Regions from separate parts of the Homo sapiens genome. Here region 1 is linked to region 2. A link is a loop called in an ENCODE intact Hi-C map of the cell type or tissue named here. Cell type or tissue: Caco-2. All regions are shown on one strand. Each heading gives the region's core, and the rest is flanking DNA. Links, peaks and the distances in the headings are about the cores only.

Region 1 (15,298 bases), core at 4,703-12,702, 800 kb after region 2:
GCTTAAATAAATAAAACTTAAAACAAACAAACAAACAAACAAACAAAATCCAAGTCCCCTTTTCTCTTTCAGCAACTTGACCTTTGGTTAACTACCTGGATTCCCTTGGTAATTTGATAAAGACAGAATGTCAACTAAGTCTCAAGGTGACATTGCTGATAGCAAAAATGACCCCTCATTGGTAAAATGCATCTGGACTAGGAGAGTCTATAAATGAACCATAAAAACCCGATTTCATAGCTTTGGGCTTCCCTGTGAGCAGGGAAGAAATCGTTGCAAGAGATATAAGGCTGTTAGCAAGATGACTTCCATAGATGAACTGCTGGACTGTTGCATGGACTCCTGATGAGGAAGGCCTGCTGCTGTGGTGAGCTATGGTTGCTGATCTCTGCCCTTTAGAGTAGACAAGTGCCAGGTGTGGTGTATGGTCACCTTGTGAAACTGCATGTTTAGGTGAGCCTAACAAGAACCCCTGACAGGCACTGCATCATTGAAGGGTTTTAAGTAGAGAGTTAACACAAACAGACTTTTATGGGATTTCTTTAGCTATTGAAGGCAATTGCCCCAGGACAGGTTACTGAAATAATACATTAACCAGAATTATTAATAGAGTTGCTGGAATAAAACGGAAACCTACAAAGAAGGGAGGAAAAAGCATTCTCCTTTTAAGTTTTACCTAAACCTAAATGTTCTAAGCCCATCAAGTGGGACTTACAGGAATGCAAACTGCTTTCCCTATCTTTTGGTGTGTGGTTCATCTGCCACTTAATGGAGAAAACATTAATCTGGACTGGCAAATAAGAACCACCAGAGGGAATGGGCGAAATACTAAATAAAGACCACCAAGCCATTTTCAGAAAGCAGCAACTATTGAAAAGAGTCAGGTGTGAAATACTATCTCACCCCTTAACTAGCTGTGTGACTTTAAACAAGTCATTAGGCTTCTCTGAGCCTCAGTTTTCTTGGCAGGAAGAACAAAGGGCTCAGACTCAATGACCTGCAAATGATTCTGACTCAAAGACTCTATGAGTCCTGTAATCTGAGTACCACTCATATGCCAAGTACTAGGCTAAGTTCTAACACCCCTCCTGTCCCCTATAAAAAAAATGTTCAAAATCAGGTAAATTTCAAATGCCTGTAATAGAAAGATCAAGGGCTGGGGCCAACAGCTGGAGTAAGTCTAGTTCAGGGTTGAAGTAAGGACTTCATTATGTCTCTGCACCCAAATGTCAGCCTGTTTAACATGATAATTGCATCTATCACTGAAACTTTATCATATGCTTTGGACCCCTCACGTGGCTGGTACTACGGTAGGCTCTGCTAGGTGATTAACTATCAGAAATTACCCAAGATAGCTGCCCACATGTCTGGAGTACTTATTGCAACATTTGCCCACCATAAACTCTTAGTGATTGCAGCTGATTGACAGAATTAATAGAGATAATAAATATTTTAGGACTCCCATATTCTTCAACTACCTTGAAGTAAGACATAAAAATCCAGCATAATTTAAGCCTAAAATCTAAAACGAAATAATGCAAAGTGAAAATAATAATTTCATTTAAAAAAGCTTGTCTCCAAGAACATTAAGCACTTTCATATCTTCAGGGGCCACTAAAATGTATTGATTGAGAATGCAGGAGAAAACCTCTGTTTTTACAAAAAGTTTTGAAGTAGGAAATTTTAGTGAAAAGAATTGCGTGTACTTCTAGGAAATCTCATCATGATCTCAGTGTAATAGCCATTTGCAAAAGAGCCCTGAACTGAGTCCATGCCAGGGAGCATTATTGGAAAATGGCCCACTGCAGCTACTTCCTGGAATTCCTCTTCGTGCTTCAGCAGCTAGCTTGGTAGGCACTGGGCACCAAACAGAGGCACAGCATCTTACAGAGCATGGGGAAACTCATTCCAGGATGACACAGTTTGTGATTTGTGACTTGAGCCTTGAAACAGGCAGAAGACAACAGCTCACGTTACCCAAATCATGAGATAAGCCTTAAAAAAAAAGTACAACTAAAAGTGGCCATGGAAAAAAAAGACTGAGGTAATTATGGCAAGTATTTATTCCAAACAGCCACAATTTTATAGTGGGAGTTCAGGGATGTATAGAAAAACTAATACAGCCTCTGTTCTCATGAGCCTGCCCAGCACTTTCCAACCTGCATTCCATGGCATTGTAGTATTTCTGAGGGAATTACATAATTGCCTGATTCAAATTTTCTTTTTAAAAGATAGTTATAATTATTTGTTTTAAGCAATTGTTTAGCTACTGTTAAATAATTGTGATTAAAAATGCAAATCTTGTGTATTAAATTTAATAAACTTGGAAACCATAAACACATTGACTGACTTATGCTCTCAAACAACAGTTTTTGTGCAGATTCAAGATTAATCTCTGTGCTTATATTTATGAATGTATCATTGATTAGAGAGCGAGAGTGTGTGTGTGTTTAATGTTAGTACTTAGCAATTTTGTTCATGTAAAATTCTGTATGCAAGTGCTATGGAAGTACTCTTTCTGCTTTCTTCTCAATCAAAATATTTTCACTACAATGTAACCAAAGCAATATACTAAAATGAAGTAGATCTTGAGACCAAAAGTTTATATGACTGTCATCCATCTACCTTAATTTCAAATCTCATAATTCATCAAAATATTTACTATGTAAATTATTGGAAAATTAAACAATTAAGGTAAGAGTTTTCTCTGTTTTGCCAGTTGTTTCATTTTTACAAAATGTTCAGATGCTTATGAAAGTTTTAAAACAGCAATTTGGATTCTTTCTTAAACAATAAAATGAATCTAGTCATTGGTAAAAATTAGAAAGTTCTGTGCTTTACATAGGAGATGGAAGATGGAAGTTACTGATGAACCTTAGCATTAATTTTCTGACATTTTGCAAATTTTCAATTATTGCTGTGTAGAAGATCCCATATGAAGATGAAAAAATCCTAACTCACTTCGCAGAGCAGAAATTATTTTGAAATACATTTCTGCTATTATGCAACAACATGTATGGAGACAGCACACAGCTCTTACCTCTGGCAATAAGAAATGGAAAATTTTGGAGCTTGTGATCTAAAATTGTACTTTATATTAGAAAAATTCCATAAAGATTTACTTGACTTTTTCCATGTCTAGATTTGAGAAAAGGAATTAATAATTTTGAATTACTGCTATACATTAAAATAATAGATTAAAACATTTAAAATTTTATAATTATGGCTTGTGAATTTGAGAAGACGAGGATTGGGCAAGGAGGACAGGGAAAGTGAGACTATATTCAATGCAACTCTGAAGGGAAACCTGCCAATTGTAATATATAAAATGACTTATGATGCCTTCACCCTCTTCATACAGTTGTTATAACTGGAGCATCTAAGTGCTTTGTACCATTAGTCACTCCTGTATTGCAGTTTCATTCTTACATTTTGTAGTACCTTTTATACTTGTGATTTATGCCTACAGAATAACTAGGAAAACCATATATGTTTTACATACAGATTCCAGAAAGAGACAACTCGGCTAAGTAAAGTTATTTTTTAAATCCAGTTCTGTAATGGTGTTACAGGACACGTGGTTTTCCAGTAAAACCTACTCCTGTAGTTCCACTTTCCCTGCATAGACTTCTTCCAGGGCTGTACTGCTTTCTTAAGCTATATCATGGTGGAATCCTATCCTTCATAATGTTTTGGAGAAGGCTGAGGGTGGCGCCTGCACAATTTGATTTGGTGTAAAAATACACACCAAATCTGATTTCTGTTACATTAAGGCATTCTCTGACAAAATATACAGAACAAGAAATGAAGTGAATTGTGTTTTAGAAAAATCTTATGGGCTTGTTTCCCCGAATACCTGACCGCTAATTTAAAAAAAAGAATCAAAAACCCACTTTAATTGAATATTTAATAGATGATTTAATGGTCAAGTTAAGATACATTTTAACTGCTAAATATAAAAATGATTTGTGTTTGCTTACTGGAAATATTTGTAATATAAACTAACATATATAATAAACTAATATTTAAAGCAAATTTACCATGAAGAAATGCAATGACTATTTTCAATTTATAAACATCGTACATTCATCAAACTATATTTTTGACTAATAGTTGGCTTTTATAATATTAATATCATAACAGTGGATTGCCATTAACAGTAGAGATAGTTTAACTCATTTTTAAAATGGGCAATATATTTTACTTTAAAATGAACCACTGGAAATATAAAAATGATAATATTCTCCTATGGAAAGGCCCAAATGTAGCTAGAGTAAAATATATCATTTTTTATAAATAAATGAGTTTACTGTCTTGTAAATTCCATCCTCTACATAATGCCTCATGAAATAGGGTGATTTACAGAAAAGAACCTGGGATTGGCAAATAGGATGGGGCATATAATCCAGTCTAGTGCCATTCTCCAACAAGTTGTATCATCATAGTAAAGCTATGCAAGTGTACTGTACCTTAGTGTTCCTCTCAATAAAGTGGGCCAAGAATTACTTCATTTGATGTATGAAAAAAGAAACAAAAAAGATATGCTAAAATTTTTTCAAAAGTAACCTGTTGTATACGTAGAAAAGGCATGCTAATCATTTGAAAATAACTCATCTAATTTGTTTTAGTATCTAAAAATAGTGGTAAAATAGATATTCCAGGGTCCTGAAATTGCTGTTTCTTCACAGTACATTCTGAATAAACTTTAGTTCATTTGGAAAACTTGAAATATGAAGTCCCTGAGGAAATTCTGAAAACTCCTTTGCATTCCTCAGCATTAAACACAAACCACTATGGTGTCTGATGTTACCACCTGGAGACCTCTTGATATTTTTACCACAGGGAAAAAAAAGTGTATCAAAACATTTCTTTTTCTTCTAGCATTATAGGAATCCCAGACATAGGGCAATAAATATGTTACTGATACCCACAGGTGAGCAGGCAATTCTGCCCTGTGTTACAGGTACTTTGTCATCACCTTCTGAAACACTGTTTCACAGTGCAGGGTATGTTATATAAAAAATAAATGATGCTGCCAAATTTCAGCAGTTGGAAAGAAACATAAGTCAATGGCATAAGGGAAGTAGGTGATGTAATGACTCTAGAATTAAGTAGATGGCTTGAAGAGATGGATCATGAGGTTTAACCTTTGAAATTATTCATTGAATATTAATATAAACACAAGGAAAAGCACACTTCTAAGTTGCTTTGTTAAAATTCTATTGATTAAATCAAATTTTTTTAAATGACAGAGAGATAATATATCCTATTCCTGGAAAATGTCTAAGAACAAACACCTAATAATCTGGTCTTACTTAATGTTTCAGTTAAGGATGTTTGTAGAGAAGGAGGTTAATAATGTCTACATAATTACACAAAAAAGGAAAGGGAAAAATTGACAATGAAACCCAAACTTGTCAATAAATGGTAAACGATTACAGATGAATAAAAGGAGATGAAAAATCGGACCAAATATTAACTTATACAAATTGGAAAAGATTTAAAAACTGATTCAAAGAGGATGGGTGATTGAGATAATGACCAACCATAAAGAAAGAGAAATAACCTCAAATGGGCATGAAGAACCACAGCAACTCAGAAGGTGTTACTAATGAGATTTGAAATTTGATGATCCTAATGGGCATTTGGTGTTGTTTGGTCTAAAAGCAAGGAGGCAAGCTTTCCCTCCCCTATGTAATGTCAACAAAATTTCTTACTCCATGTAGGACATGGAGCACTAATGGTTCATCTAAACAAGCTACATTTATGAAGGCAGAAAAAAATTATAAAACAATTTAAAAAATTAAGAAAAAATACTGCTCTACAAATAAAACACTAAATAGATACTTGGACAAAATTTGGACACAGGGTTTCTTTGCACCTCCTGCTTTTGTCAGTTTCTGCTTTGCACTGAAAGTGTCTTGCATCTCTTAAAATAATTTTAATGGTCTCTCTCTTTCAGAAAAAAGCTCCACAGCAGAACCTTTTCATTCCAGGTATCTCACCTTCTGAACCCAGCTTGGAGTATCCCCATTCCCATGTCCTGCCCACACCAAAATCATCCCATCTCCTGACCATGCCATACTGCCCTGCCTTGGTATCTGTCCCCATGTTATTCCCTTTGCCTCAAATGCCCTTCTTGCATCAAGCCCTTTCCAACTAGTGTCAGTTGGGTCTCACCAGAAGCAGATTTTAGATGAAATTAGAAATGCAAATGTTTATTGGGAAGTAACACCTGTGAAAGAAAAAGGGCAAAAGCAGGGTTGCGTAAATTGTGAACTTTAATATCTCATTCACCTCCCCTAAAAATCATTTACTCTTCCTCTAAAAGTGCCTACATCCCCCACTTCTCTCACCCCTATGAATAAGGATATATAAGTTTTTAAATATTATTGGGTGTATTAGTCTATTTTCACACTGCTATAAAGAAATACCCGAGACTGGGTAATTTATAAAGGAAAGAGGTTTAATTGACTCATAGTTCTGCAAGGCTGGGGAGGCCTCAGGAAACTCACAAACATGGCAGAAAGTGAAGGGGAAGCAGGCACCTTCTTTACAAGGCGGCAGGAGAGAGAAGCGCAAGCAGGGGAAATGCCAGATGCTTACAAAACCATCAGATCTCATGACAACTCCCTCACTATCATGAGAACAGCATGGAGGAAACCGCCCCTGTGATCCAATCACCTCCCTCTCTTGACACGTGGGAATTACAGATCCCTCCCTCAGCACGTGGGGATTACAGTTAGAGATGAGATTTGGGTGGGGACACAGAGTCAAACCATATAATTGCGCTATTGGGTACTCACTTTCCTGTGATGCCCCCATGCATATAATAAATTGGTATGCCTTTTCTCCTGTTAATTTGTCTACCGTCTGTCTATTTCAGCAGACTCACTTATCAAAGCTCCAAAGGGTACAGAGAAGTTTCTCTTACCCCTTCAGGCTCTATCAGCCTAACAGAAACTCTAAAGCAAAGAATGCCTGTGAAAGGAGGTCAATATGGGCCAGAAATGGTGAGGCCCTGGTATCACCATCATGCTCAGCCATCGTCCCAAGAAGAGTGTGATCTCTGCTCCAACGCTGGGTCAGATATTAAAGGCACTAACAACTGGAAGCTGTCAGATAGCCATATTCCTCACATCTGGGAAAGGAGTCCTCTCTTTAAGAGGGATTTTAGCAGTACGTCTCTTCATGTCTGCCACAAAATTATTCTCCAACACACATGTGAATGTCTATTCCTATGTGAAGCCTCTAAAATTCATTCCCAGGCAGTTGGTGGCTCTCTATGCCTTTACAGTAATGTGAATGTTAATTTCTCATACCACACTGTGTCCTCACTATTTTTACAACCTTTTGGAAAGTAGAAACCACATCATATTCTTCTCAGATTTCAAGTACATAGCTTGGGAAACAGAGCACCTAATAAAATATATTCAAAAGAGGTAGAGTGATTTGATGGCTGGACTTACCAGCTGGACAACAGACCAGACTGGTTATTGCCTATTCTGGTCCAGAGATACTAAGAGATATACCTCATGTATGTGAAAGTGAAAGGGTATTAAGAGTTCTCAAAAACTGATTTCAATGTACTTTAAATACTAATGGACTATTGGACTTTAAGGATAACATGTATCAACAATTAGCATGTTGTAAGCCAAAGTTTTGAAATTATGTTCCCAATCATAAATCTAATCACCATCATAAGTAGATTACATGAACCTATCTGTGTATCTCTTTCCAACCATTATTCTCACTTCTAGTTTTCTCTTTCAATTTACAGATTGGGTAACAGTCCATCTAATTTTAAAATTCTAAGATGTACTGTGTTTATTCTGTACTGTAAAATAATTTAATTTCAGTTGTAAATTTTAGAGTTTTCTTTGATGACCTTTTTAGGCAAGGCTTAGTAGTTCAGTAACATATACTCTTCATTTAATCAGCCAGCAATATTTACTCTCTGCTAAGCCCAAAGCTAAGCTGTGAGGACATAAAGATGAAAGTGAATGAATAGGATAAGAAGCCCCTTTTCTAATGGTGGAGACAGAATGGCTGATGATTTACTACATGGACTGGGAAGTGCTATAATACCTAAAGGGTACACAAGGGAAAAAGCAAACATGGGAGAGAAAGAAAAGGAACTTCTTGAGTTAGTGTGACTTTCTCTTTTGGTTTCATCTCCTTCTGAACTTTTTTAAAGGGGAGCGGGACAGAAACAAAGTCCTTAAGAATGTCTAGAATCCCTTTCTCTAAGGCAGTTCTCGGTAGGGTTGGTACTGCCCCCTAGGGGGAGGCTTTGGAAACTGCCCAAGTGAGGGACTGGGTTTCTCAATGATTGTAGAGACACTTTATTGGCATTTAGCAGTCAGGCACCAGAGATGCCAGATGGCCTGCAATGCTTAGGAACGCCTTTCACAGTGAATAACTGTCCTGCTTGGTTTTCAAATATTCCACTGGTCATTCATGAAAAGAAAAGCTTTGTATGTAATTTCCCAAGTCCAGAACATAACTTTGTTTTACATATAACTATGGAGGAATCTTTCAAGGCTTTTAACATACTTTGAATTTTCTAAGAAGGCCACTACCTTGTATATTAAGGAATGGCCACATTTTGCTACTATTGTCCAGTGTCAAGAAAATCCATTTTAGATACCCACATCACTGACAGAATCACCACACACACAGATATATGCATCAATAGCAGTGGTCTTATGTATACCACAGCATATTATATAACAGTATGTTACTATATCTTTCAGTGTAGTCATGCCCAGGATTTTGCACATAATACTTTACTATAAGTTACTTACCATTTATTTTTCCTTTAAATGTTATATAAATGATGTATGTAGGTAGGTTATAATGCTTATGAATTTCATTTTAAGATTTTCAAGGGAGCATTACAAAATATTGGCTAGGATTGAGAGCACTGAGATCCACTACGATTACTTTTTTTAAAATTTCAAGACTGACCTCATTCTAATGAGAAGAAACATGTGAGGCTGGAAGTTTATATAGACCATGTTCTTAGGCATATTCAGTTACCAAAGAGTGTTTTTACATTGTCCCTAGATTGGCAGGGCTGCCTGGCTGGAGGACAGATATTCTGCACAAATATACATAAAGGGCCCATGCTCATCTGTAGCAGGTAAAAGAAAGAACTAACAACTCTCCTTTGAATTGTCTTCATTTCTTGTAGCTTATTCTCAGGGGGTTGAAAATGAAGTACTCTGCCTTGGTTTTGCCTTCAAATACTTGTCAGCATTAATTTTTCCTGGTGGTTCTCTAGACAGATATATTGCTCTTGAACAAAGTAGATAAATTTGAAGCAATGCCCCTGGACTAACACTTCAGAAGAAAACCATCATCCTTATAATCACCATTTCCATTCTCTTTCTAGTACAGACAATTAACATATTATTTAGCATTTCTTTCATTCTGCCTTGGACCAGAGTTCTTTGATAGATGTCTGTCATTGTCATTTATTACACATCCACTCACTCAGGCAACAAACATTTAATGAGCACCCATCATACACCATGTGGTCCATTTGCTGCTAGGAGCACAAGATTAATAAGTTCCAACTTTTGCCCTCAAGGAGTTCACAGAGTTGGGAAAGAAAGGCAAATAAATAAGCAATTAGAGTGCCAGGTAATATACAGTATTTTAGAAGGTTATAAAAGGAGTGTAGAAAGTAATATAAATGAAAATGTCAGCACCTAACATTGAACCTTAGACATAGTAAGTGCTTAATAAGAAATGTTTCGAGTTATTCAAATTGTTCCAAGGCTGAAAATTGGGCAGATAAATTGAAGAGTTAAAATGGAAGGATAAGGCTCCAGCTAGCAAGATGACTGACATTCTGATGGGAATGGGATATTCCAAGGGCACTGGGACAAATGGATAATTTTTCCTTCAGCCACCATTTCTCTAGCAATTGCCACATACTAGACACTGTGCTATCTGCTGAGAAGACAAAGCTCTCTAAATCAGTTGTTTTTCTCTAAAGGAATTTAGTCCCTCTATTTACCAAAATTGTTTTTAGAACTATGAATACATATCCATATTGGCTGACAGAATTGCATTTGATGGAGGAACTAATGTCACACAAATTCCCAGGCTCAGAAGTAGAATGAATCATTAGTGGAGGCTGACCCAAGCCAGCCATGTTGCAAAGAGGGCTCTGTGTCAGCAGCATGGGGGCTACTGTAAGAGACCAGGAATGAGCCAGAAGTCCATAGGGAGGTGATGAGTCAGAACACAATATGTGAATCCAAATACTGAGGAAACAATGTTTGAGGCAGCGGCTCCTTAGAAACTTCTGTGGATAAACTGTAACTGAATAAGGAGTGAGGTAAGTTTCAGGCAAGGCTCAGGTCTCTAAAAATATCAAACTGAAATCAGATCATGACAAAGTGAGCAGTCAAGAGTGAAATAACTATCACTAACAGAGTCTTCTGGGGGGTTACAAACTAGATTCATTCATATGACTATTTTTAATTTCCTGTGAGCTTGCTGTGTGTACATCTCATGGTCCTAGGATGGTGACTCTCAGATAACACGAATTTCAGTTTGTATTCACGAATTTCAGTTTGTATTCAAGACTTTGTCTGGATGCTAAAGAATAGCAATCGGCTGGTTTCCCTCCACTGCTCCTTCTTTTACTAATTAGGAATTGGCTGAATCTTCAGTACAAACTATCTCACTTTCCATCCATTCACCCATCCACTCAATAAACACTTATTAACAGCTTCTAAGTAAGAGATCATTTTAGGTGATGGGAGGAAAAAAGATAAATAGACCTGATCCCTGTCCTTGAAGGGTCAGTGTCGGGAGGTCAGTCTCAGCTTCGGAAACAATAGTGCAAAACACATTGACTTCAGTGACAGAATCTAGATCACTTTTTGTCAATAATTTAAATGGGTATGCAGACAATCATAGATAAAGTGGTGCCTGCACGACTGTTACCAAAGAAATATTTAACTCAATTCCTCGATCAGACCATCTCTGGGCAGAGCCAGGCTGGCATTCTGACTGCTCATGAGGAAAAAAGATGATGAAATATTCCAGTTTTTCATATGCCAAGATGAAAATCATCAATCTCAATCTCCGTGAAAGATAAAACTACTTTTAGAAAAGAGCAGTGAACTCTTATCAGTCTTTCTAAGGTGATGCAATCTTTAAGATGATACAGAGAGGGCAGAAACAGTAAAGAAGTTTAGAAGAATGTATATGGGCAAAAGGGAAATGATGAAATTTCTCTCTCAATTTTATAAGGAGCTAAAAATAAGATGGGATATATTTTAAACCTAAATGACTACAATGCTTTTTGAAAAGTAGGTAATGTATTCTAGGTGCTAAATTATTTATTTGCTTATCATATACAAATTTGTCTTTAACACATGAATACCTTGATATTTAAATGAGATTGTCTATTAGATAATTAAAATTAATCTACACAAATGAAGTTTTAAATTTCTTCCACTTTTTCCCCTGTACCCCCAACCCTTATTCCTTTCAACTCGTATGTGTATGCCAAATCTTGTACATTTTTAGCATTTACCAGATGGCTTTTTCGGTTCCCAAAAGGAACCTTTTAAATTTTTAAGCAATAAAACTTATATTTCTGTTAATTCATATTCCAAATAAAAGTCTTCAATATTAATTACATCTTTATTGGAATAACTTACAATGCTACACCCCAGCTTTGCAGAGACTGCATATCCAATATCTGTTAATTGATTTCTTCTAGAGAATCTTTTTTTTCTGTTGTTATGACAAAATGTTTTGCTGTCTTGTAATCCTCAACTGGGTAACACATTTTTCTGTAACTGTCATACAGAAGGCACTTGGTAAATATTTGCTGAATTAAGAAATCCAAAAGGAGAATTGTAGGTAATTGGGAAGCAATGTAATACGGTGATGAAGATCTCAGATTTCAAAGCCAGCCTGCCTGAGTTTGATTCCCCGCTCTGCCACTTGTTGGAAATAAGACATTGGACAAATTATTTAACTTCTCTGAATCTGTTTTCTCATCAATAAAGTGGATATAACAATATTATCTGTTCCTATAGCATTGCTGTGTGGATTAAATAAATATTAGGTCATATCAGTGTTAACTGTAACTATGTTAATCATTACTGTTGTTATTCCAGAAGGCTAAGGGTTAGGAAAAGAAGGCATTTGCAAGATGAGATTAAAAGAGAACACTAGTGTTCTAAAGAGAAGAAATTAAAGATGCATGGGTTTCTTGCTAATGTCCAGGTTTCTCATTCATGCATTTCTTAGTCAGATGATCTTGAGAGGAAGAAAAGGGCATAAATGGCTTCAGTGGTCTTAGTAAACAGCTACCTTTCCCCACCCCAACTTTTTGCTTGGCTAAATCCTGTTCATCCTTCAGCTCCCAGTTTAGGCAACTTTTCTTGGAAGAAGCCTTCTTGAGCCCCAAAGACTATGTTAGGCACCTCTTTGATGTGCTTCCCTAGTCTCTGCTCTGGCATCTGACACACTTTTATGGTTAATGATTCTAGTTTGTATCCTCAGCTAAAGAATTTCAGTTTGTTAGTTTGTTCTTGGCGATATCCTTAGCTCTTGAGTCAGTGCATAGAAGCAGAGAGGAAGTGGTATAAAGAAGTGATGCATAAAGATGTATTTAAAGTTTTGGAGATAGGCACTGTACAAAATAGCATATCAAATCGCCAACACTCCATAACCAAAAGTCAATCATATCTGCCTAACTGTAGCTTCCTAGCTCAATCCACCCAAAAGTTTTAAGTGAGACATTTTCTTGTAGAAAGTAACAAAGAGGAGCTCTGAAATACGCATCAACAATATATGTATGTTTGCTTATAAATGCTTGTACACGCTATTAGCATATCAACATTATGTCCATTATAAAATACACACAAAAATAGAAATTCCAAAATGAGGAAATTAACACACGCACACATATATACATACAACACACACAACACACACACACACACACACACACACACACACACACACACACACATATATACCTTCTGATGTAGCATAAGTTAAGTTTGGCAATGCCATTTACATCTTGTTTTCTCAAGCTTGCATTATTCTTATTGTCTTTAAACCACGGTTTCTTGAGAGAGAACTGTTAAGTGTCTTGTCTATTTTCTGGTGATTAGTTTAGTTAAAAACTATAAAATAAAATCTACAGGTCACCTAAACAGGTACACTTGAAACTGAACACACCAAGGATGCCTTTTGTAGAGTCGATCTTCCACTATATCTTCAGCACACCTGGAATACCACATGTAACAATGTACCACCCAACATATGGGCCAAGTCATGACACCACAGTCAGTCATTATCACTGTGCTTTGCCCCTAAACCAAAGGTAATGTGATCCCATTACACTTTGTGCCACTAGTGTGCTTAAAAGATTTCCCACACCACACTAGAGAGAAAGCCCCAGACCTCACTACCACATACGAGGCCTTCTATGATGTGTCCTCCATTACTTCTCTGCTCCTTGATCACACGTACCACACAGGCCTTTCCTAAGTGACTTCTGTGGCCATAAAGAAGAACTCACTTACTCCTGGAGATCTTAGAGTAAATGAAAAAAAGATGCACTTACTACAAATAATGGCAGTCAGGGAAGAGTTTCCCTGTAGGGTAGTCACAAAGCCTTTCCACAAGTAGATATCCTTCTGGAAAACTCAGCAGGCCAAGAAAGCCTGCCCTGGGCCCGTACTTCTGCAGGGCAGGATCACCAAAATGTTTCTGTTGAATGGATTTTTATTTTCTTGATGTACAATAAATGCATGGTTTTATTTAAACAAAAAACACATTTTTATTATTTAATTTTCTAGATAAGTCTTTGAAGATGATGCATGCAATAAAGATTATTTGCAATACCCATATTTGATGCATCGTTTTCACAACCACATGGTTTAGCATGAAATTTAAATTCAGCCAATAATTCCAAGGTGACAGTTTTATCTACAAAGCCTCCATTTCTAGTTCAACCAATTTATTTAATGGAACAATTTAGAGCACTTGTTTAAACTGATCCAAATAACATTCAAAATAAAGGGAAATAACTTTCAAATGCAATTTAATAATAGAAACTATTGCTGTTTTTAAAGCAATGAATCTAAGCCTCAAATGTAAGTGTTAATTGTACAAGTTCTTATTAAAGAGATTCAAGGAAGATAGCAAAGTAATCATTATAAAAACGTTAACTTAGATAAAATCACCACTTTCCCATAAAACACAGATACACAAATATTAAGACCTCAAATAAAATACATGCTGTGAAGTGTAATAGGAGAAAACACTAAAAAATAAGACAAAATTACAGGTTTAAATATACATTATGCCTTAACTCTCACTTTATTGGATTTCCATTGCTTTCTAGACACATCCCTACAAATAGTTCCAGACACCTGGTGATTTTCTTTATTATGAGGGTTGAGATGGCAATAATTAAATATTCTGCATTTCCTTTAGTAAGAGAAGCATGATTTATGAGAAAAGAATAAAAATCTAAGAAAATCACTTAGCAAATTATTTGATTTTTAGTTCAAACTGATTTAGGGCAAATTTCTTCCACGTTGCAAGTATGGAAAACGTAGCTTACTGGATAACAGCACAGTATTTAGGAGAATATCTAGGTTTGCTTCCCTGTTTTTAGTAATTTTGTGTCTGTAGGCAAGACACAAAACCTCTCTTAAGTCTTAGTTTATTCATTTTGAAAACGGGGTAGTATAGGAAGTATGTTTCAAAGAGTAAGATGTATACCACTGGTGGCATTTAAGATAGCTGGTTTGGCAAGGTGGGCAGATTGCTGGAGCTCAGGAGTTTGAGACCAGCCTGGGTAACATGGTGAAACCCCATCTCTACAAAAAATACAAAAATTAGCCAGGTGTGGTGGTACACATCTGTAGTCCCAGATACTTAGGAGGCAGAGGTGGGAAGATCACCTGAGCCAGGAAGACTGAGGCTGCAGTGAGACAAGATCACACCATTGCACTCTAGCCTGGGTGACAGAGTGAGGCACTGTGTCAAAAAGAAAAAAAAAAGAAAGATAGCTGGTGTGGTGATAAACTCATATTTAAAAGTGTATTTCAACACTTTTAATGAGTATGATAAAAAATATAAAATTAGTATGTAAAATAAAAAAATAACTAATTTCTCAGGACAAACCTAGCTAGTATGATGGGAATCTCTTTCTTAGAGTATAGTTCTTTTCAGTTGTACTTTGAAATTTCACTTCAATGAACATGAACATTTTAAAAATGGTAAAGTCCTTTACACAGAG
Region 2 (15,298 bases), core at 2,462-10,461:
GGAGTTCGTCTCTGGCAGGCATCCTAGCTGCGCTGACACCAAGGTCGCCACACAATAGCCATCAGCCCCCCTTAAGCCCCAGAAGTAGGTTTCCCCTGCCCCAGCCATAGCGGTTCCAGTCGTCGCCACGAGCCCACTTCTTATCCCCAAGCGCACCTCCCTCTCCTCACCCGGGTTTATGCCCGTTACACAGAGAGAACTACACAGGGGGAACTATGGTCCTACACCCTCGAGGGGACAGACACCGGCCGTGAGACAGGCACCACGCAGAGCCTTCTGGTGACTGTCCGCAGGAGCGAGACCTTTTTTGGTTTTGCAGTCGGCTAGGTGTGTGTGTGTGAGGGTCCCCAGTTGACTACCGGGATGCACTGCCACTTTTCGGCCTGGCGGGCTCTGGGACTCCTTGGTCTCCGTAGGAGGCCATCCTAGGCCTTCGGAGGAGGCGCTCCCAGCTGGCGGCGCCCCTCGCCCCGGGCTCAGAGGCGGACACGGTCGGTCGCGCCCTGCTGGCCCTTTGTTCGCGCCGCAGCGGGCTGGGAGCAGCTGCGCGACACCAGACCCACAGCGCCAAGACGCGAAGCGCGAGGAAACCGCTGCGCTTGACTCCTTCTCCCCCAACTCTTGGACCCAGGAACGCTTCCAGCTCCTGCGTCCCACACGCCCAGTCCTGGCTTCTCTCCCGGCCCAGAAGTCTTCAAGGATTGAAGGGCTCTGCCTAGGGCCCCGCACTCCTGCCTGACTCCCATGGCCCAGAAAAGCAGGGGGACATTTGAAATGTCACCCCGGGATAAATATTAACAAAAAAGCAAATGGACTTGTGCAGGGGCCAGTTATCAATCAACCAGGCCGCAAGGCCACTCAGGGCAAACACAGCCCAGGTTGGGCTGGGCGAGACTTTCTCATGGCCGCCCCCCGACCGAACCCCTCCCCCCTTGGCTCAGGTCCTTCTTAGGTCGTTCTGGGGCAAACACCGGACGGGAAGGGGGCGCCGCCAACTCCCCCGCGGGGTTTGGAGGTTTCCTCGCCTCCAAGTCCCGCAGGGCAGGGTCGGAGTGCCCAACACCCACCCCCGCCCGAACCTCGGGCCTGCGCGCCGCCTTCCCCTGGGTCCGCGGTGCTGCGCTTGCTGTTGGGTGTGTGTCGCTGTCTCTTTCCGAGCCGGCAGCTCCTGCTGTGTGGCCGAAGCCCTCTGGAATCTTTAATTGGAAACTAATCTTGGTCTTGATAGACGCCCACGTCAGAGGCGCGCCACCCACCCACACCCCCCGCCTCATCCCGGAGGAGACGCGGCGAGAACCCTGTCGCTCTGCTCTTTAATGGGGCAGCAGCAAGTAGTACATGGAGGGAACATATATTGATTTTTAAAAGGTAGTTAATTTGGTGGGAATTTCCTCCTGTCGCCCTTCTTCCACCAGCCGCTGTTATTTCGTGACCGGAAGGCGCCTCCCCAAACACAGCGCCACGTGCAAGAGGGTTTTGACCCTCTGCAACAGGCTGCCGGCAACTGGAGGACAGAGGGGCGTGGAGAAGCCACCACTCTCCCGCTGCGGAGCGAAGGAACCGAGCTCAGTGAGCCCTGACCTCGCAAGGTGGTTGGAACGAGACTGGGGAGGGTCTCTGAGCGCAACAGCAAGGAAAGCTGCCAGGGGCACCTCCCCATATGGGAGCTGGTAGTGGGGGGCAGGCACTAATGTCCCGTAGGAACGGCCAAGGCGCTCTGCAATCCATTTTAAGGCTCATGCACTTGGCCCGTTAGAGATCATTTGGAAAGTTCAGAAAATAACCCCACTCTTTTTAAAATATGAAAATGTTAATGAGATGGCTCCTTCTTCAGTAACTTAAAAATAGGTTGTGAAGAGACTGTTCCTGGTTCCTTGCAGGAGACCCTCCTGGACCAACACAGAATCCTCAGTCCTAGCCCTTTCCACCATCCCTTTTAAGTTAAGGAAACAAAAATGTAATAGACATGCTTCCTCAGGGTCTCAGGACACAGAGTCGGCTTGGTGTTTGGTGCCAAATGCCTGCCCTGCTGGACTCTCCAGTGTTTCACTTTTTCGAGGAAAAGGCCATGGGCCTAGGGCCGAGGGCTGCATGGACCTCTACAGGTTGCTGGGTGCCCAGGCAGGCGCTCCTTCGATAGCCTCCTGGGTGCCACAAGCACCTGCCAGGCACCATGTTTGCGCCTCCAGCGTGCGGGTCCCAGCACTCAGGCTCCCTCCCCCTCCACAGTGCCGTCCCCTGAGCTCGGCTATGTAGCTCTCCACGCTTGGAGGTCAGAGGGCGCTCCTGCGGCCAGGTTTCCATGGCTCAGAGGTCGTCTCTGAACAGAACGTGTCAGTCTGTCCTTCCAGGGGGCGACAGCAGGCAGTGGGGGGAGGAGGGATATTGAAGTCCAGAGCAAGAGCCTCCAGGGGGCGGGGGTGGGGGATGGGGACCGAGTTTTCCCGGAGGGGTAGCCTTCTCCATTTCTATCTTCTTCCCACATTCCCCCGCTCCACTCTTTGGCTTCAGCGGGCACTGCCTGGGTAAGAGGCCCTGAAGCCTGGCTCTGGGGTGGTGTGGGTGTGTGAAAAGGCACTACCTTGGGCTCTGGAGAGACGGAGCAGTCAGGACGAGGAGCAGCCCCTTCGCCCACTCCCTCCGGAACCTCAGTTGCTCGCGGGCAGCCCACGGGTGGAGATATGGTGCCGGTAGCACAAGAGCTAGAGAGTGGAAAACCGGGGGCCAGCGATTCGCTGGGGCGCCCAGCGAGCCTCTTCTCCCCTGACTGGTTCCCGGGCGCAGGCTGCAGGAACCTGCATGAGGACTTTGCCTGGGGCGAACGAAGGCAGAGCTGGGCTGGAAAACCTGGCAGGGCAGAGTCTCAGCCAGCGCGGTGCTTTGGGACCGGTGGCCTGCAGCGCCCAAACCCAAAGAACGCTTTGGGTCGCTTCGGGGCACGAATCGCAGGCTGGTCGGCACCTGCCACCCCCAGCTTCTCATTGGCAGGCACGAGTTGGAGGAGGGGGCTTTGGCCTCACGCTTTGATTTTAGACTGTGAAACGGCTCAGTGCCCCCGGCTCAGAGCGGATTGACTGTCTCTCGTTCTCCAGGGACGAATTAATGGAGAACGATCAGTTAATTAACAAACCCTCATTCCGGCTTTTACCTTTTCTCTTCGCCAAGGCTCAGGCCTGGGCGCTGGGCTGAGATGGAGGTGGAGGTGGGGGGTGGGGGAGTGGGGGGGGAGGGGGCATGGACCAGGAGTCAATCAACTTGGCAACCGCCGGCCGGATCTCATCAAACCCAGGCCACCCTCCGCTGTCCTTAGCTCTACCTCCCCTCATGTTCTCTACCCTCAAGGGTCGCCGAATCCTCCTGAAATCCCCGGTGGGGTTCGGGCTGGGCTCAGCTTTCTTCTCTGCCTATCCGCGGTCTCGGGGAGCCAGGCGCGGTGTCTGCGCTGCGCCAAGGAGAGCTTCCAGCTGAACTCAGAAACACCTGGGGCTTGGGGTTTCGGGCAGGAGACCTCTGCTCCTAGACTTGGGGGTCATTTACACACTCTCATCCCCAAACCCCCCTCCCGCACGGGGATTCAGACGAAAATCGCGAAGAGGAATAATAAAACAAAATGCAAAGTCCTCAGGGAGTCGGCAGCGGAGTCGGTCCCAGGACATGGCTATTGCTTTGCAGCTCTCACTGGGACCTTGGGACGGTCAGCCTCCCTCTCCTTTCCACAGCCAATTCCATGCGCAGAGAGCGTCCTAACCCTTACAACTCGTCTGTGCTACACACCCACCGCCCAATGGCTCTGAAACTTTTTGCCCATACTCTTAGATTGAGGTCACCCCAGCCAGCGCCAAAAGAATGAGCGCGGGAGGGGGTCACAGCAGCCAGTTCGGCCAAACATCGACGCTGCTCCGGCACGCTCCAGCCCAGCGCCTGGGATGTGTCAGAGGTACCTGCGAGGAACATTTGCGTGCGATTCCACGCACGCGTTGCATCCCTCTTCCCAAACCCGGATCGCTGAACTGAGAGGTGGCGCAGAGTGTCTCACCAGGTGCGGGGATTTCTCTCCGCCTCAGGCCGTACGAGCTTCCCTCGCTGTCCCTGAGCGCAAATGAGCCTCTTCAGTCGCCGAGGCCCGGCCGCTTAGCTCTCGGAGCCTTCCACAGCCCAACACCCTGAGCCCTGGAGTAGGCAATTTGCTCCCACAGCCCTGTGCTGGCCCTTCCAGGCACAGGGAGTCCCCCTTCTAGGGGTAGGGGCGGGCGGGATGAAGCGCACCCAGCCCTCTCTCCTACCCTTCCTCCTTTGGTCCCTTCGGCTTTCGTGTACCTTATCTCCCGCGCGCCCAGCTCCTTGGCCGGCTCACCTGCTAAGCGGAGCGCGGACATGCGCTGGAACTCCGGCTCCTGCAGCCACTTCCACATCCTCCGGAAGGTCTCCCGGCCGGATTTGAGTTTGCTCCAGGGTTTGGGGTTGCGCAGCAGGTCCGAGAGGGTCCCCTGGGAGCGGCAGAGCACCCTCTGCGCGAAGATGGCCTGTGGGATGCTGTAGCGCTTGAGCTCGGTGGTGATACGCTGCGCCACCTCTTTGGTATTGATCTCTTCCATCTGCCCTGAATTACTTCCATTGCTGACCTGCGCGCCGGTCACCGAAGGGTTGGGCTCCCGGGCTGTGCCCAGGAGTTGCCCGTGGCCCTGGGCGTTCAGGTGGGCGTGGGGATGGTGCGGAGGAAGGCCGTTGATGGGCACCATGCCGGCCGAGGTGGGCGTGAGGTGCTGCTCCCCGTGGCGGCCGAGCATGGCCGGGTGGTGGGCTTCGAAGCCGTTGGGGGTGAGCATCTTGTCGGTGGGCATGGCGGCCCCCGGGTGGGCATAGTGGGGGAGCCCTTGCTGGGAGTTGTGGATGCTGCCCAGACCGGAGCTGGAGAGGGGCGAGAGGCTCTGGCCCATGCCGGCCACGTCCTTGTGGTAGGGGGTATAGAGGTTATTCATGGAGGCCAGCCCGCGCTCATCCCGCATGAGCGTGAAGCTACCGCTCACGTTGCCCGCCAGGCGCTGGTGGTGGTGCGGGTGGTGGTGGTGATGGTGGTGGTGGTGATGGTGGGGGAACTTGTCCGAGACTGTGGAGATGGGAGGCAGCGGCTGCAGAGGGGTCAAGGTGGTGTAGGTGGTGGGCATGCTCATACCTGGGGGAGTCTCGCAGGCCATGGTCATGGTGGGATGCAGGGGGCCGGCCAGGCTGTGCTCAGGGGCCCGGTGGTGGTGGTGGTAATCTCCGCCGCCGCTGCCGCCGTCCAGCAGGGACGCCATGCCCATGGAGCGCGGGTGCGCGGGGGGCAGGTGGCTGCCGCGGTGCGCCACGGAGCTGCGCGCGTGGGGGCTGCCGCCCAGCAGGTCGGCAGGGGCGGGCACCGGCTCATGGCTCACCCCGTGCAGCTCGCCGATCGCTTCCATGGTCAGCTGCGCGTTCATCGTGATCCGGGCGAGCAGGCGGCGGACACAACATCGATGTGGCCAGGCAGAGGCGGCGAGGGGCGCACGGAGTCCGGTCTTCACATCGGCTGCTGGCGACTGTTGCCTTCCTTCCTCTCACTGTGGGGCTCTGTCTCTCTCTCTCTCTCTCTCCGTGTGTGTGTGTCCGTGTGTGCGTGTGCGTGTGTGTGTGTGTGTGTGTCTCGCCTTCCCTCTTACCCCCCACCTTCCCCTCTGCGTCCTCGGCTTTTTTTTTTTTAATATTAATTTCCAAAGAGGATCCGCGCCGTTGGGAGAGCGCAGTGCCCCAGCCCGCCCGCCTCGGCCACCTCTCGCCCCTCTCTTTCTTAAAATTCTGAGGTCTCCGGCTCCCCTGCCGCGGCCCGCGCGCCTGCCGCGTCTGCTGCCTGCCCGCCCCGCTGGCCAGCTTGAGCCATGGCTCTGTTACTGTTACAGACTCTGTGGCCGCGGTTCGGTAGCCGCCGCCGCCGCCGCCGCAGCGGCCCGCCCTCACGCCCGCCAGGCGCAGCGCGCATGCGCGAGGCCCGCCCCCGCCCCCTAGGTCGCGGCGCGCCAGGCCCTTGGCGTCCCGGTACAAATGAAGGAGGGGGCCCAGCGCCTTCCCTGCGGCGCTGGATGGCCAGGGAGCTGCGGGCACGTGCGAAAGATTGGCGCAGAGCGCGACCTGGGGCCGCCGCTGCAATCCCAGGAGACTCGCGCCTGGCTCGCTCGCCTCCCTTGCTTGAGTGGGCTCTGTCCTCCCAGCCCGGGGACGCTCGTGTCGGGCTTCTAGCGGCTGGAGTGCTGTGCTTGGAGACATCGCCCCTCTCTCTCCAGTTGCTGCTTCCCGGTGCAGCTTGCCCGGGGAGCTGGGGACTGTGTCATCACCCCTTCGGCTCTAGCCCACTAAGCTTTATTTCCCGGGGGGCTGCTGGGAGTGCGCTTTCCCACCCTTGAATTCACGGCCTATTGGGGGATGGGGGTTGGGGTGGGGTGGGGTGCAGATTGCTTAAAGGGCTGGGTCCGTTTGGCGGCCGTTGACCCGGCACCCTTCGTCCTCCCAGATACATACTTGCCCACCCTTTCTCATCCATGCCCTGGGGAGAGGAGTAATCAGTGCCAAGAATCCCAGTTCGGGCCATACCTCACTGTCCCCCGCCGCCTGGCTCCTTCTCCCGCTCAGCTCATAATTAAGGCTGTGCGTCCGCTTCGCCGATGACTCGGCCTGTGGAGGGGGGCGAGGGAGAGCGGAGGGAGTGCCCTGGAGGGTACCCATGTTAACTTCCGGGTGCTGGTGGGGCCGTGGAGGCTCGGGCCGTCCCTGCGGTTACTCCCAAGGCCCTCCTGCTAAAGCACCCGGAGGCGGTTGCTTTCCAGAAGTACTGACGCAGACAGGGTGGACGCCGGCGCGCGGGTCTCCGCTTGGCCCCTAGGGACGCCCTTTTCCCGGCGTCCCCGAGAGACGCCTCCAGATTTGAAAATCAATTCAGCTTCGGGAGTAATTTCGCCCTTCCCACAGTCACGCTCCAATCTGGAATCGAACCTGGTCTTTGGGCCTGGTGGGGACGTGTGCGGAGGCCCCCAGTTTGAGACGTACACCCGGCCGCCACATGCCGCGGCTTTCTTTCATTTACAAAAGAAAGAAAAAAAATCCGCAACAAAAGGCAGAGCCGTGTCCGCTTAGGTGCTTTCATCCCTCAGAGAAAGGACAGATGTGCCCATTGTCCAGCCCGTGGCAGTTATGGCCGGGTCAGCGCCGAGCCTCAGCCCCAGGCAAGCGGTGGTTACAATGAGAATAGCCTCTCAGAGCCGGGGTATCTGGACTCAGATATGGAATAAAGTGTGTGTAGCCTGTGCTGGGCCAGACTCAGACTGTAGGTTTGCTTGCTGGGGCACCGAACTGCAGCCCACCCGTGGTGTTTCCACTGCAAATGCTCCCAAGCCCTTAGAGAGGCCAAGGCTGTGGTAGTGGTGGTAGTTGGGTTTCCAAGGCAAAAGTTTGGGCTGGCCAACCCTTTGGGAAAAGTTCCCACCGGCCCAGGCATGAGTAGGCCTATCTCTTTGCCCAGGTCCCTGCTACCACCAGGGCAACATCCTAATCCAGGTAGGTCAAGTTCAGTGGATACAGTCAACGTGACTTCCTTGAAGGCGGCCATGTCCTGGGACTGGTTAATCTAGCTGGTTTTATCACCAGAGGCACTCCCATCCTGTCCAAACAATGCATATGGAGGCCCTGCAAATAATTCATCTCAATGGATTTCATGTCTACTTTCATAATGAACAGTTAGGAATTTAGGAACCCCCAGAGAAGAAAAGATATTTTAGGGAAAATACACTGATGTAAAGGAACTCAGAAAACACGATTAACTCTTTAAACTTGTATCTATATCTACCTATTCATACACGCATACACACAAGCACAAAACATATATTTCCTGCCTAGTATATTACAGTACCTTGGTGGAAAGCTGCATCTTTGGTTTTTAATTGTTTCCATTCTCATTTCCTACAGCATGAGACCAAACAATGGGTTAAAGTAGCAGGGAGTCTTTCAGCTAAACAGTTGTCCCCCCGCCCCCGCCCCAATATTTTAATCCCGCTGAAGTGATTGATTTGCCCTTATGACAACTATCTTCCCAAAAGGCAGTTTGTTAAAAGAAAGAAAGAAGTAAATACCACCAAGTGCACAAATTGTTCATGGTTTTCTCTTTGTGTAGCTAATTAGGAACTTGATCTTGGAAACCCTCCTTCATGAGAGGCACTCAGCTGAGCCTCTGGAGTCCACCTGAATAAGGCTGGCATCAGGTGAGCTCAACTTCCCCTCTCCCCCAAGGGCATTTATGAAAAGGGGGGCTGGCTCTGTGTTGGTCCCTAAAGAAGGAGCCAACGAAAAGACCTGGAGAAGCACCATATGTGTTGGCTTGCTCAGTAATTTTTGATTTTTTTCTAAAACATTAAAATATTGTATGTGCAGGATTTGCTTTGGTTTGCAAATCTCCCTAATCTTTCTTGGCTATTCACACCATTTATCTAACCATTGTTCTCCCGTAATTGACTGAGTTGCAGTGGTTTCTCAGTCAGAAACAACATATTACTGTGTTCTTATTTGACCTCTCAAAATTTTTCTTCTTACTAAGGAAGTGACGGGTAGGAAGAATGCTCTTCTTAGGCCTAGTTAAGGTGAATTTGCATGTGTGGAGGGAGGACGGGCACTAGAGAGATTGTTAACTGCTGGAAGGCTGGGACTACTTTCTGTCGTTTTGTCCCTCTCCTTCTTTCCCCCTTCCAGTGCCCAGAACAGAGCCTGGCACCCATTAGGTACACTATGGGGATTGAAGGAATTAAGAGTCCACAGAGGAGTCCCTGGAAACTTGGTAGGTGTAGGTCAATGTGTGTGATTGAGGAGGAGGACTTATTTTTAGCTGCTTAGATTTTGAGTAGCTGCAGGAAATTTAAAGAAAAAAATAGTGTCAATCACTAGCAGAAAATTACATAATGTATATATGTAAGAAAAAAGGAAATAAGACTATGACTGGATGCTTGTTGCTGACAATATTTTCAGAGTGAAAACAAGGAACTTAGGATGTTTATTTTGTAAATGTCAGGAGAAGAACCTGGGATATGAGATGGACAGGGGCAATCCTTCTTTTGCTAGGTAGGCTAGAGCTTACCACGCTGCCCTACCAGGTTCAGCAAAGAAAAAGCGCAAAGAGAATAAAACCATTCCTCCAAATACTGGCCACATGAGCTTCTCTGAAAACCTTCCATTGGTTTCAGAATTAATGCTTTAATTATTTTTGTGAGTAGTAGAGGCGTAACGTATGGCCCAGTCCCAGTTCTCAGGACCATTCCAAAGAAATGTTTCTAGCTCCTCCGAACCATGAAATGTCTACTTCCCATTTTTTGGACTCACAAAGAGCGAGATCCTGGGTGTCAGGGCAAATTCCTCCACCCAGGGATCCAGGGGGAGGCTGGCTCCTTGGCTAGAGCCCCAGGGCATATTCACTGGCATTTCTGATGCCTGTAGCTAGTCTAACATTAAACTTGTGGGGAGGAACCATTTCTTTGGTATCTGGCTACAGTAGAGCACTAGATAGCTGGAGAGTGAAAGACTTGGTCCTGGGTGCTTCCTGGCAAGCTCTCCTGTTCCACTTCTAGAGAAATTTTATTCAGAAAATTGCTGCAGGCTTAGAGTAGAACACCAAGAAATTCAGAATGGGGTGGCCTGGTGACTCACTATTGAAAACCATTAAAAAAAAATCACTCAATGACTTCTCTCCACTCTCTGGGGACCAAGGAAGTGGTAACTAATTATGGTAGCCCCTTGCTTCAATCTTTGATACTCTGTTTAGCGTATCATTTTATTCATATGTTCGGTAACATTTTTCTTTCTCAAATTACAGTTTTTGCCCAAGAAAATATTTTTAAATTGGGCTTTTTTTTTTTTTTTTTTTTTTTTTTTGCAGTTTCCTCTGTTTTATCTACTTCTTGCCCTTCCATATCCCAAAGAGAAGATGCTCTGTCAAAGGGCTGTCAGCTGGTGCCATCCGCAACTAACTCCACGTTCTGGGAGTTGCCGAGGGCTGCCTGGGCGGCCATCCCAGGACACCAGACCACTCGGCTCGTATCTCTGGTTACTTCCTGCGCTGGGGAAAAAAGAACACGCTTGCTCTCCTGGGTCCTCGGGTAAACTACAGGCGGCTTCTCCTGGGTTGGAATCCGTTTTGGCGGTCGCCTAATTCCGCGAGGGCTTTTTCACGGCTTCAAGCCAAGAGCGCTGAAGGGAGGAAAGGTATACTGATGCCGTAGGGCTGAGGGAGGGATTCCAGGCTCCTGGGGTGTTCTTCTGCAGCAGGACCCCTCGCTGGCCGCTGCCAGCCCACTTCCGGAGGAGTTGGCCTCGTCTAGCCAACAGTTCAGTGGGATTTCTTTCTTGGACATAACTTCATATCATTGAAATAGTCTACAAAAGACACCAGCTCAAGCCGCGAGGGCGTTGAATTGTCCGGATTTGGGGTGGCGGTTAATGCTCCTCTTCTGGTGCCTCCCCCGCTGGGGCCCTGCATTCCATTAGCCCCGCGCTGGGGTAGAGATGCCAAGTTTAGGGGCTGGAGAGGACAAGGGGAAGGACGAGAGAACTCTTGCACCGACGGATGTAGTTCCAAGCGACCCGAAATGAGGAAAACCCAGAAGGGGCGGACGGAGGGCAAAGTCGGCCCAGGACGATCTTCAGGCGCACCATTCTCTCGCCCTGGAGGGACAGGGAAGGGCGGAAGCGGAGGGTGGCTGTCCAGCCGGGAGCCTCTGATCCACGGGGCTTGGACCAGCCACCCCACCCGAGGGCGGCTGAGGACTGGGCGGCCGAGCTCGCGGCCCACTTAGCTAATGCCGGGTAATGCCGACCCCGGCCCAAGAGCAGCAGCTGCACTTGGGAAGGAAAACTCTTTAAACAAATCATTTTGGTGTCTAATCAATTAGTGTTTGCGCAGTCAAGTACCGTAGATTTAACAGAATAATCGTTACTGCCCTTGTCTTTATTTGACCCGCAGACACCTAGAAGATTTAAAAATGAAACGCCGGTGTTCCGGGCTCCCCACCCGTTGCCTTCGACTCCCTCCGGGGCCTGCTAGGCCAGGTCGGGGCTTTTGCTTTCTCCAGGCCTAATCTCCTCTTTGCCTCCCTCTTCAACCCTCCTTCCCCTTCACACTTTTCCACACTTTACCTTGTTTTCTTGCCCTTCCAGCCCTGTCGGCCTTCCGAGTCTCGATCTCCTCATCCCCCCGTTCTTTACCCCCGTGGCTGGCACGAGAAACGGCTTCTGATTGTGGGACACCCAGGATTCTGGGCGAGCGCACCTGCCTTTTGGCCTGAGAGCCATCTGGGTGTAGAATTAGGGACTCGCCAAGCGCCCAGTTGTCTTTTCCCTGGACCCTCACTCTCTTACCCCTTCCTGAACCAGCCCAAGACCCGAGGGGTCCTATGCGAGCTCTTTGGCTTCTGTGGAGCTTGGAAAAGACTTTTACCTGCGGGCGGGGTCTGCCTGAGTCTCTCCCGGTAAATGCAGTGACCCACGGCGCAGGACGGGGGTTGAGAGGAAAAGCTGAGAGTATAGCCTTGGTCCCTAAAACCCGTTTGCAGGGCGGGGAATTGGGTCTAACGGCGGGAGGGAGGATGTTGTGGGGGGAATTCGTGGGGGGCTTCCCAGCTGACTGTTGTGTGGTGACTGCACTCTCTGATGCATGCTTCTCTGGGCCAGGTTATCTCCCAAGGTCCAGGGGTGCAGCTAGGAGGTTCTCCAGGCGCTTCTGAATTGCTGCTCCTGCACCTCCCTCCTCACCCGGAGTCTTTTTCAGGCCTAACAGGTGTGGACGCCTGTGTATGTGTAGACAGTCTGGTTCTGCGCCATGCCTGGCCCTCATGCCACCAACGCTGGGTTTCAGGAGCCCCACCAGCCCTGAATCGAGGCTCCACAGGGTTGGAAGGATGCTTACCAGGGCCAAGAGACCTCGAGGTGGGGCTGCGGGGCAGATGGACCGGTGGGGTGAGGAAGTTTGGGCCACCCGAGTGGCCAAGAACACCTCCACTCCTTAATTCCGCTAATCATTTAGCTCAGCAGGGAGGATGAGGTTGGAGGCTGATGCACCCGGGTAGTGGGTTGGTTAAATAAGAGGCTGTAATTCTAAAAGGGGGAGAGGGAGATGAGCTGGAGGTAAAGCTGCGTCTTCCTTTCCACATTTGGGGCTCTGGCTGCCTCAAATTGAGCCTGGAATGTTTATACGCCCCCAGAACTGCCTCGCAGTCCCTGGTCTCCATCAACCACCTGAGAAACTTCGCTCTCAACAATAGATGATTATAATGTACTTGACTAATGCCTGTATTTTCCTGTTTAACATACATTAATCTGAGTAACAAAAAAAATCAATATTGCTAACAACATTGCAAACAAATCCTGGTCTCTCTCACACAAAAACCTCCTCCGATTTTCAGTCACTCCTACCTCCTTGAATTTTGTTATTCACCTTTAGTCTACTGGCAGTCCTTGGCTAGTCTAGAATCCAATCCTGGCTGGCTGTCAACAGCCCTTATCTAAAACTCCTGATTTTTTTTCTTTCTCTTTGTCTTTCTTTCTTCCTTTCTTCGTTTCTTTCCTTTTCTTTCTTTTCTTTTTTCTTTTCTTTTCCTTCCTTCCTTTCTTTCTCTCTCTCTTTCTTTCATTTTTTTTTCAGCCGTGAGTGGAATCTGGGACCCTTCAAATGCCATCCTCCTTTCAATTGGGCCATTTGAAGACCTCGAGTTTACCTCAAACTTCATCCCTTCCAGCACCAGCAAATGCCCAAAGTCACTGGCCAATGACTTATGCTTTTGTTGTTTTCCTTCCCTAACAATCTCCCTTGTGTGACAGCCACCAGCACCTCCCTAGGGCAAGAGACCCCACGCTCTGCTCTCACGTAGCTGCCACCTGCAGCTAATCTCAGCTGGCAGTTGTTGAGTTTATGATTCTTATTTTGATTATTTTTAAAAATTGGTGTTTTCCACCTGGAAGGAACAAACCGGAAGGACTGGCTAATGAAGGAACTTAGGTTTGCAAAACACCGTGAATAATTTAGTATTGTATTTCAAGGAAAAAAATAGCTTTCTTAAATCATCCCCGCAATATAAATTGCAGACTTACAGTATGGTCCTGGTAAGTCTAAATTTTTAAAGGAGCAATATTCAAAGAGACATAGATGTCTGTATTAATTATTTATTCGCTGGTGCCTTCCTTCGTTTCTAACTTATTATTAATTAGGCGCCTCTAGTCTTTCGCAGAGCGCTCCACTGAGCCGGTTGCAGCTTTAAATATGAATTAAAAGCAAATCCAAGCTACTGTAATGCGAAAATTATTCCGTGTCTTGCATGGCAGAGATGAATAGCTGCGTGGATCAATACCGTGAAACTCGGCTCCCAACGACAGGGTTATTGATAGCTTATATTAATGATGTTAATGATGGAAAAAGGAAAACAACGGCCCACCCGACTTAGAAACTTCTTAGCCGCTGAAACCCCGCAATAAAAACGGGAAGGGGGCAGGAATCGGGCTTAAGTGTAATAAGAAAATTATTTATGAAACCGGATAAATGACTTCAGAGCCTTGATGCATTTGAACCTAACGCTCTCGGCTCCTGGCAGCCCCGGCTCCAGCTGGGGAGACCGCGAAAACCCCAAGCCACGGAGAGCTGGGGGGCGGGGGGCGCTCTGCTTGCCTAGGCAGCCTCCGGCTTGCCGCCCCTCTTCCTCCGTCCCCGCCGGAAGAGCCCTCTAGGGCGCTGCTCGCAGAAGCTTTGGAAAGTTGGTGGAATGGGGCAGGGACAGAGTTGGTCCCTGCTGTCCAGGCGGGGACAGAAAGCCGGGTTAGTGGTGCCCAGCGGTCTGGGATTTGGGTTCACTTTCTTCACTGGTTCTCTTGGCACCCGCTCAAATTCTGCGGTCTTGTCGGGGGCCCAGGTCGGGCTCTGCACTGTGGCCTCCTGCCCATCTGGCCAAGGCTTTCGGGATCCCCAAAATGCAAACGGGTGGCTGGTGCCTGAGCAGGAGAGGGAAGGCTTTATATGAAGAGAAATCGTTCTAAACACGGTAGGAAAACTGGAAAAGGCGCTCACCCTCCTCCCCCGTCCCCCGTGCCTCCGTGGGTTCTTTACCAGGCCCGGGGTTTAATTGGGCCTTGGCATAAGGCTCCCAGCAAGCGCGGGACATTCTAGGCTAGCTGTTCCCGGGCTAGAGGAGAGTGAGCGCTCAGGTCTGGGCCCAATTCTCCTGTAATTCGGCACAGGCGCCGCCCCCACTTACCCACTGGCCCCAAATATCGACCCACTCTCGGTTTTCCCCTAGTCAAGGGCCACTGAGAGGGAGGAGGAGAAACAGAGGGGGTGGGGGAGCGAAAGGTTAAATCCTGACCCTGGAGGACCGCGGGAAAGTTCAGAGCCCGAGGGTCAATCTCAGGCCCGAGTTCCCATCCCCCACTGCTGGGGGTAGAGCCGCCAGGTCCCCTCCCCCTAGCTAGGGTCCTGGGCCCTTGGAGGCGAAGCTGAGTGAGGGAGAGGGGCGACCCCTGGCCGCAGTGGGATGGGGCGATGCAATGCTAGGGTAGCCGGTGGTGTCCCGGCCTGGCGGTGTGGTCGGGGGTGCCCTGAGTCCAGTCTTTCTGATTGGTGCGGAAAGTTGAGGAGCTTTTAATTTACACAGGGGCTGTCATTTGCTCAGTGCCTCAGAAGGGAGGAGAGGCCGTCTGGTACTGCAGGCAAAGGCCCAGGTGGTCCACCAGGGCAATTACAATTTCCTAGAAAAGACCGGGTAATTTTGTGTTTTTTATTAGGTCTTTTAAGAGCTGTTTTTCTTCCTTCTCTCCCTCCCGTCTTCCTTTCTCTCTCTCCCTTTTACTCCCTCCCTTCCTTTCTCTCTCATTGGTTCCCTCCCTCCATTCTTTTCTTCCTTCTCTATCACTCCTTTCTTATTTTCTTCTCCCTTCCCCCCTCCCTCCTTTTTTCTTTCTTTTTCTCCACCCCTGTCTTATTCTTTCCTTCTCCCTAGCTTTCTTCTCTCATCCCCTCCCTCCTTCTCTACAGGGGAGCCTGGTGCAGGTCTCTGCACCTCCAGACTTTTATATGAAGGGTGCCAGTCCATTTGGCATGACAAACTAATCCTGTTTCTGAAAAAAAGGAGAAAGAAAGGAGAGTGCCAGGTGAGCCTCAGGATGCAGAGGCGGCACCTAAGCTTCTGGGGCCCTTTCGCTGTAACTGGCCTTTCCTGATGTTTCTCAGTTAGGCTTCAGTCCATAACCTGTGCAGGGTCGTGCCCCTTTC

What was found. A loop is a pair of places that touch in the nucleus more often than their neighbours do. Peaks named below come from ENCODE experiments on the same cell type or tissue, not always from the same donor. Only the 100,000 strongest peaks of a DNase experiment are listed, where the experiment ranks them.
Region 1: it touches region 2 in a loop (5-fold over the local background); 3 of 110 quality-filtered maps call a loop at or near these places.

Annotation. Positions count from the first base shown.
Region 1 is chr15:53,578,719-53,594,016 of GRCh38, forward strand. All of the region lies in intron 18 of WDR72 (WD repeat domain 72), which reads right to left. Among named protein-coding and RNA genes, the nearest start is that of WDR72, 170 kb to the right of the region's middle. In Caco-2, for the core only: a CTCF peak has its summit at 8,276 (motif pointing left); a DNase peak (open chromatin) is centred at 8,283.
Region 2 is chr15:52,784,426-52,799,723 of GRCh38, forward strand. ONECUT1 (one cut homeobox 1) reads right to left here and starts at 5,911. Exons shown (of 2, transcript NM_004498.4): 1 at 4,355-5,911. The coding sequence starts at 5,459. LOC105370824 (a long non-coding RNA gene) reads left to right here and starts at 6,005. Exons shown (of 2, transcript XR_001751550.2): 1 at 6,005-8,264; 2 at 9,926-10,981. RefSeq lists enhancers at 5,907-6,201, 6,198-6,966, 6,967-7,734, 9,991-10,688, 10,689-11,384 and a silencer at 5,949-6,018. In Caco-2, for the core only: no CTCF peak of the experiment used is centred there; DNase peaks (open chromatin) are centred at 5,550 and 6,006; H3K4me3 peaks cover 1,391 bases.